2 separate regions of the Homo sapiens genome follow, and region 1 is linked to region 2. A link is a contact called in ENCODE Hi-C or POLR2A ChIA-PET data. All regions are on one chromosome and are shown on one strand. The core of a region is the stretch at or near the end of the contact, and the rest is flanking DNA. Distances in the headings are between cores, read along the strand shown. Region 1 has its middle 30 kb from the start of TNKS1BP1. Region 2 overlaps LOC102723575 (a long non-coding RNA gene).

The links. Hi-C counts contacts between places; a loop is a spot of excess contacts on that map. ChIA-PET counts read pairs that join two places held with the same protein, here RNA polymerase II (POLR2A).
Region 1: a loop to region 2 is called in a map of endothelial cell of umbilical vein, with 8 times the contacts of the local background. The contact joins two enhancer-like sites. A Hi-C loop is called at or near these places in 1 of 168 maps with a recorded cell type or tissue (endothelial cell of umbilical vein). POLR2A ChIA-PET finds 5 or more read pairs at or near these places in 1 of 52 experiments (AG04450).

What each region holds. Positions count from the first base shown.
Region 1 is chr11:57,292,940-57,296,378 of GRCh38, forward strand. No RefSeq gene overlaps it. Among named protein-coding and RNA genes, the nearest start is that of TNKS1BP1, 30 kb to the right of the region's middle. Within about 2 kb of position 1,857, at least 13 of the 41 ENCODE cell types and tissues checked have a DNase peak (open chromatin) inside an H3K27ac peak, as active enhancers do.
Region 2 is chr11:59,542,999-59,546,857 of GRCh38, forward strand. LOC102723575 (a long non-coding RNA gene) reads left to right here. Exons shown (of 4, transcript XR_950136.2): 3 at 2,799-2,977. Among named protein-coding and RNA genes, the nearest start is that of TRV-TAC1-1, 5.8 kb to the right of the region's middle. RefSeq lists an enhancer at 2,040-3,239. Within about 2 kb of position 2,498, at least 2 of the 41 ENCODE cell types and tissues checked have a DNase peak (open chromatin) inside an H3K27ac peak, as active enhancers do.

The DNA of each region.
Region 1 (3,439 bases), core at 607-3,106, 2.3 Mb before region 2:
AAACAAAACAAACAAAAAACAAAAAAACACCTTATCGCTCTGCACCCAGGGCCTGGCACTCTCCCCGGGGGAGGGCGGTGTGCTTCTGAACCTGCCAGCATTTTTTCTATCTATGATACACTTGCTGACAGAGGTCAAAGGGCTATCCTGGGTAAGCCCACACTGCTGGCTCAAGAGGCCCCAGGCAAATCAGCCCCAGGAAAATCTCGTCCATCAGCTTCTAGGCCAAGCCTCAGCCTGCTCTGTGTCATCAGTCTGGGAGGCAGGAAGACTGCAAAGGGTTCTCAGTTCACCATACGAACAAAAGACAAGACGAGACTCGCCAGGAATGTGTGGTTTGTCCCAGGCACTTTGTCCTGCATCCAGACCTCAAGCAGTCAGATAAAGCTGATTCTTTATTTTTGCACTTCTTTTAAAGCTCAGGCTCAGAGAGAGAGTCCCCAGCTCACAAGAGTCAGAAGCAGGATATAAACTCTGATCTACTCACTCCAGAGCTGCCCGCAAGAAGGACACCTGTCTCTACCCATCTCGGGAATGTGCCATGACCACAGCAGATGGCTGGACTACGTTTAGGAGACAGGATGCTGGAGAAAGGAAGTGTCAAGCAGTGGGCAGCACCCTTCAGACCTCCCCTGACACCAACCACCACCACCCCAATACTGAGGGCTCCATGGACAAAGGCCAGCTCGTTCTTGGGCCCAAACACCAGTTGCAGCTCCTGGATCCTGGGAAACGTGGGAGAGCACCAGTGACTGCTCCCTGGGCTCCACTGCTGTTCCATTCCCAAGGGCATCCTCCATCATCCTGGTGTCCAATTCCTAGGCAGACAGGCCCTCCCCTTGCTGAGGACCTCCAAAGCAGGGGCCAGGAGAGAGACGGTGCTGAGACATTTCTCACTGTAATTGCATTGGGACCAGATCCTTTCTCTCTCTGAGAGTTGGCAACAAGAACCCCCTGGGAGGAACAACAACTCAGCTTTCTAACAGGTAGCCTTCTTTTTTTTTTTTTTTTTTTTTTGAGATGGAGTCTCAGTCTGTCGCCCAACCTGGCATGATCTTGGCTCACTGCAACCTCTGCCTCAAGCAATTCTCTCACCTCAGCCTCTGGAGTAGCTAGGATTACAGGCGCACGTCACCATGCCTAGCTAATTTTTGTATTTTTAGTAGAGATGGGGTTTCATCATGTTGGCCAGGCTGGTCTCGAACTCCTGACCTCAACTGATCCACCCGCCTTGGCCTCCCAAAGTGCGGGTAGTACAGGTGTGAGCCACCGTGCCCGGCCACAGGTAGCCTCTCTAAAAGGCCTTTTTTTTTTTTTTTTTAATACAAACACTGAGATGTTGGCTTCAAAGTGGTCCCCTGAAAGGCTGTCCAGTTATTCTAGTGACTTCTCCAGAGCTCATTCAACTCTTCAGAAATTGCCTTCAGGGCAACCTTTGACCAAAATTGGTCAACCTGCTTGATTGTCCAAAGTATTCCCCAATACGGGTAGCCAAAGAACTTTCAGCTATTTCCAAAATCCAAATCCAGGTTCAAAAGACCAAGACCTGCCCCTCTGAGGCTGCTCCCGAGAACCCTGGGCATAGTCTGAGAAAGGGCTGCATGGCAGACATATCATTACTTTCTCAGTTGTGTTATTGGTCAGACACCTGCCTTTAGGGTCAAAGCTTGTGTGTGTTGGCTTCCTCTCTCCCTGACTCCCAACAAAGGCTCTGAACCATTCCCCAGATGTTGGCAGAGTGTGAGACACCCTCCTCTGACTTCCCTAGAAGCATGGCCCCCTGCCTCTTCTCCCTCCCAGCACAGAGCCCCTGTGCTGGGATCAGCCCAGGCTCCATTTGTTCCTCTAATGAGTCTTAAGTATTTGGCTTGGGCTCCTGCCAGTCCTACTCCTACAGAGAGGAGGGAGTGGGAAGAATGGGACAAAGCTCATGCCAGCTCAGTTCTGCTGGGCCCTGGGCAGACTGGCACAGGGGCTGCCTGGCCCAGACCCACCCAGGGGTGCAGCCAGGAACCCATTTGAGGCCCACAGCCTTTCTTTACCCTCCACTTCAGGGGCTTCCCACAGTGCAGATTCCTGGGCATACTTCCTGGGTTGGAATCCTGGGGTGAGGCTCAGGAATGTGCATTTTTAATAAGCACCTCAGGAGATTGTGATGCATAATGAAGATTAAAAACCAGTGTTCCAGAAAGTCAATGACAGGGATTCAGGCTGGCTGGTGAAATTGTGTATATGTGCATTTTTCTAGAGTCCACAGTTGTCAAATTCTCACATTAGGTCAATAGTCCCCATAACCCTTTAAAAGTTTTTTAAAAACAAGCCCGATGTGGTAGCTCACAGCCTATAATCCCAGCATTTTGGGAGGTAGAGACAGAAGGATAGCTTGAGGCCAGAAGTTCAAGACCAGCCTGGGCAACATAGCAAGACCCCATCTCTACAGATAATTTAAAAAAATAATAACTTAGCTGGGCATGGTGACACATACCTGTAGTCCCAGCTACTCAAGAGGCTGAGGCTCAAGGATCACTTGAACCCAGGAGCTTGAGGCTGCTGCAGTGAGCCATGATCATGCTACAGCACTCCAGCCTGGGTGACAGTGCAAGAGGCCATCTCTAAAAAAAATTAAAAATTAAAACAAAAGGCTAAGAAGCACTAGTAAATGAGATGATTCCTAAGTTCAGTTGTAGCTCTGACCTGCCACAACTTGGTGACCCTGTTCAGGCCCCCATCAGGGCAAGCCCCCAGGATGCTCTCCTTTTACCAAATCTCAGAGAAAGACAAGGCTGGCCTTGAAAAAGGCTGGCAAGTCTGGGGGAAACCAGGATGACATAGAACTAGGCTGAGGGACAATAGGATGGCAATGGCCATGGGCTTGGGTGAGAAATGACACAGGTTAGGGGAAATTCTAGAATACCTGGGCTGAAAGGACCCTTAGATATCAATGAAGGCAAACCTCTGGCAAGAGGGGTAAATTTTTACCAATGTCAGGTCCTCTCTCTCTGGCCACATAGCTAAACCTCATTTCTCACTCCCCTGCAGTTGGCGGAGGTAATGAGTTGAATTCTGCCCAGTGGAATGTGGATCTCTGCTATGGTCTGGATGTTTGTGTCTCCCCAAAATCCTAGCCCCTAAGGTGATAGGTTTAGGAAGTGGAGCCTTTTGGGAGGTAATTAGGTCATGAAGGTGGAACCCTCATGAATGGGATTAGTGTCCTTACAAAAGAGACCCCAGAGAGCTCCCTTGCCCTTTCCACCATATGACAGTGAGAAGGCACTATCTATGAACAGGATGGGTGATATGGTTTGGCTCTGTGTCCCCACCCAAATCTCATCTTGAATTGTACTCCCATAATTCCCACATGTTGTGAAAGGGACTCAGTGGGAAGTAATTGCATCATGGGGGCAGTTTCTCCCATACAGTTCTCGTGGTAGTGAATAAG
Region 2 (3,859 bases), core at 1,248-3,747:
AAACCCAGTCTCTACTAAAAATACAAAAAATTAGCCGGGCGTAGTGGCACGTGCCTGTAATCCCAGCTACTGGGGAGGCTGAGGCAAGAAAATCGCTTGAACTCAGGAGGCGGAGGTTGCAGTGAGCCGAAATCTTGCCATTGCACTCCAGTCTGTGCCACAAAGCAAGAGTCGGTCTCCAGAAAAAAAAAAAAAAAAAAGCCGGGTGTGGAGAATGTGCCCCTATAGTCCCAGCTGCTTGGGAGGCTAAGGCAGGAGGATGGCTTGAGCCCAGGAGTTGGAGGCTGCAGTGGGCTGTGATTGCATCACTGTACTCCAGCCTGGGTGACAGAGCAAGACCCTGTCTCTAAAATAATATAAATAATAAGTAGCAAGATGCCCTGACCTCCTTCACCTTCACACCACAAAACTGAATGGGCCTGGAAGGGTTGACCAGTGCCACTGAGGCTGCAGCTGAAGTCAAGAAAGCATTGCAGAAAAAAATTGTATCCAAACTGTCAAGAACAGGGAGTAGTTGGTTTTATTTTATTTTATTTTATTTTATTTTATTATACTTTATGTTCTAGGGTACATGTGCACAAAGTGCAGGTTTGTTACATATGTATACATGTGCCATGTTGGTGGGCTGCACCCATTAACTCATCATTTAACATTAGGTATATCTCCTAATGCTATCCCTCCCCCTTCCCCCCACCCCAAAACAGGCCCTGGTGTGTGATGTTCCCCTTCCTGTGTCCAAGTGTTCTCATTGTTCAATTCCCACCTATAAGTGAGAACATGCAGTGTTTGGTTTTTTGTCCTTGCAATAGTTTGCTGAGAATGATGGTTTCCAGCTTCATCCGTGTCTCTACAAAGGACATGAACTCATCGTTTTTTATGGCTGCATAGTATTCCATGGTGTATATATGCCACATTTTCTTAATCCAGTCTATCATTGATGGACATTTGGATTGGTTCCAAGTCTTTGCTATTGTGAATAGTGCCACAATAAACATACATGTGCATGTGTCTTTATAGCAACATGATTTATAGTCCTTTGGGTATATACCCAGGAATGGGATGGCTGGGTCAAATGGTATTTCCAGTTCTAGATCCTTGAGGAGTCGCCACACTGTCTTCCACAATGGTTGAACTAGTTTACAGTCCCACCAACAGTGTAAAAGTGTTCCTATTTCTCCACATCCTCTCCAGCACCTGTTGTTTCCTGACTTTTTAATGATCACCATTCTAACTGGTGTGAGATGGTATCTCATTGTAGTTTTGATTTGCGTTTCTCTGATGGCCAGTGATGATGAGCACTTTTTCATGTGTCTGTTGGCTGCATAAATGTCTTATTTTGAGAAGTGTCCGTTTATATCCTTTGCCCACTTTTTGATGGGGTTGTTTGATTTTTTCTTATACATTTGTTTAAGTTCTTTATAGATTCTGGATATTAGCCCTTTGTCAGATGGGTAAATTGTACAAATTTTCTCCCATTCTTTAGGTTGCCTGTACACTTGATGGTAGTTTATTTTGCTGTGCAGAAGCTCTTTAGCTTAATGAGATCCCATTTGTCTATTTTGGCTTTTGTTGCCATTCCTTTTGGGGTTTTAGTCATGAAGTCCTTGCCCATGCCTATGTCCTGAATGGTATTGCCTAGGTTTTCTTCTAGGGTTTTTATGGCTTTAGGTCTAACATTTAAGTCTTTAATCCATCTTGAATTAATTTTTGTATAAGATGTAAGGAAGGGATCCAGTTTCAGCTTTCTACATATGGCTAGCCAGTTTTCCCAGCACCATTTATTAAAGAGGGAATCCTTTCCCCACTTCTTGTTTTTGTCAGGTTTGTCAAAGATCAGATGGTTGTAGATGTGTGGTATTATTTCTGAGGGCTCTGTTCTGCTTCATGGGTCTATATCTGTTTTGGTACCAGTACCATGCTGTTTTGGTTACTGTAGCCAAGTTCGTTTTAAAGATAATAATGAGGGTAGGGGAGAAGATACCAGAAAGACGACAAGGGCTGGGGCACCAGGGAAGGGAGGAAATGAAGCAAAAGATAGGCTGGAGAGGGAGATGAAATCTCAGAGGGCTCTTGTGGGTGAGGAGATGGAACGTGACATTTACACTTTAGAGAAGTCACTCTGTTTGCTGTGTGAAGCATTGATTGGAGTGTGCAAAACTGGAGACAGGGACACACTTGGTATTCCAGGACAGAGACGACAGAAACCTGAACTAAGTAGCAAAATGGAGGAGAAGTCGTTGTGAAACCGCCCAATGGGCTCACCTTACCCACTGCCTAAACAGAGCCGATTCCTCAAGACAGGGGAATCGCAATAAAGAAATAGCCATTCACGCAAAGCCGGCTGAGCGGGAGACCGGAGTTTTATTTTTACTCAAATCAGTCTCCCCGAACATTTGGGGATCAAAGTTTTTAAAGAGAATGTGGTGGGAGTGCAGGAGCAGTGAGTTGGAGAGTGCTGATTGGTTGGGTCGGAGGTGAAATTACGGCGCGTCCCTGTCTTCCTGCGCTGAGTCAGTTCCTGGGTGTGAGTCACAAGATCAGATGGGCCGGTTTCTCGATATGGGTGGTGCCAGTTGATCCATCAAGAGTAGAGTCTGCAAAACATCTCAGGCACTGATCTTGGGAGCAGTTTAGGGAAGGTCAGAATCTTGTGGCCTCCAACTACTTGACTCCTAAACCGTAATTTCTAATACTGTGGCTAACTTTAGTAGTCTAGTCTCCAGGCAAGAAGGGAGTTTGTTCTGGGAAAGGGCTGTTATTGTCATTTTTTAAAACTATAAACTAAGTTCCTCCCAAAGTTTTTTCAGCCTGCGCCCAGAAATGAACAAGGACAGCTTGGAGGTTAGAGGCAAGATGGAGTCGTTTAAGTTGGACCTCTTTCACTGTCTCAGTCATAATTTTGCAAAGGCGGTTTCAGTTGCAGACAAAAGGATCCGCAGGCTCCAGTGACTGTCTGCATGGCGGGAGAAAACACAAGGTAATCGCTCAGTGTCTGGCTGGAGTCCTGGGTAGATGGTGATATCATTCACCAAGAAGGGAAATAACAGAAGGAGCCCATGTTTGGGGGGAAAATTATATGTTCTGTTTTAACAACTTAGGCTATGGGTTGAATTCTGTCCCCTTGAAATTCATATGTTTAAGTCCCAACCCCCAGTACCTTAGAACATAACTTTATTTGGAGACAGGATCTTTACAGAGGTAAAGTTAAAGTAAAGTTAAGATAAAGGTAACGTTAAAATGTGGTTATTAGGGTAGGCCCTGATACTATATAATTGGTGTCCCTTACAAAAAGGGGAAATTTGGAGACCAAGATGCCCATAAAGGGAAGACGGTGTGAAGCGATAGAGACAGAGGACAATGATTTACAAGCCAAGGAGCAAACAGATTTGATATGCTTAGCAATTAGCATTTTCTAGAAATGTCCCCAAGGAAAAGCCTTATTGTTCTACGCAAATTGAACCAGACTTACCTGGCAATACAATAACAGTAGATGACATTTACTCTGTGCTTACTATACACAGATCATTTAATCCTAGCACTTTGGAAGGCTAAGGTAGGCGGATTACCTGAGGCTGGGAGTTCAAGACCAGCCTGGCCAACATGGTGAAACCCGGTCTCTACTAAAAATACAAAAATTAGCTGGGCGTGGTGGCAGGTGCCTGTAATCCCAGCTACTCGGGAGGCTGAGGCAGGGTAATAGCTTGAGCCCAGGAGGTGGAGGTTGCAGTGAGCTGAGATTGTGCCAATGCACTTCAGCCTGGCCTGGCCAACAGAGCGAGACTGTCTCAAAAAATAATAATAATAATAAATTAATTAATAATAAATAAATCTTCTCCAGAATCATGTGAGCTATTGTCCC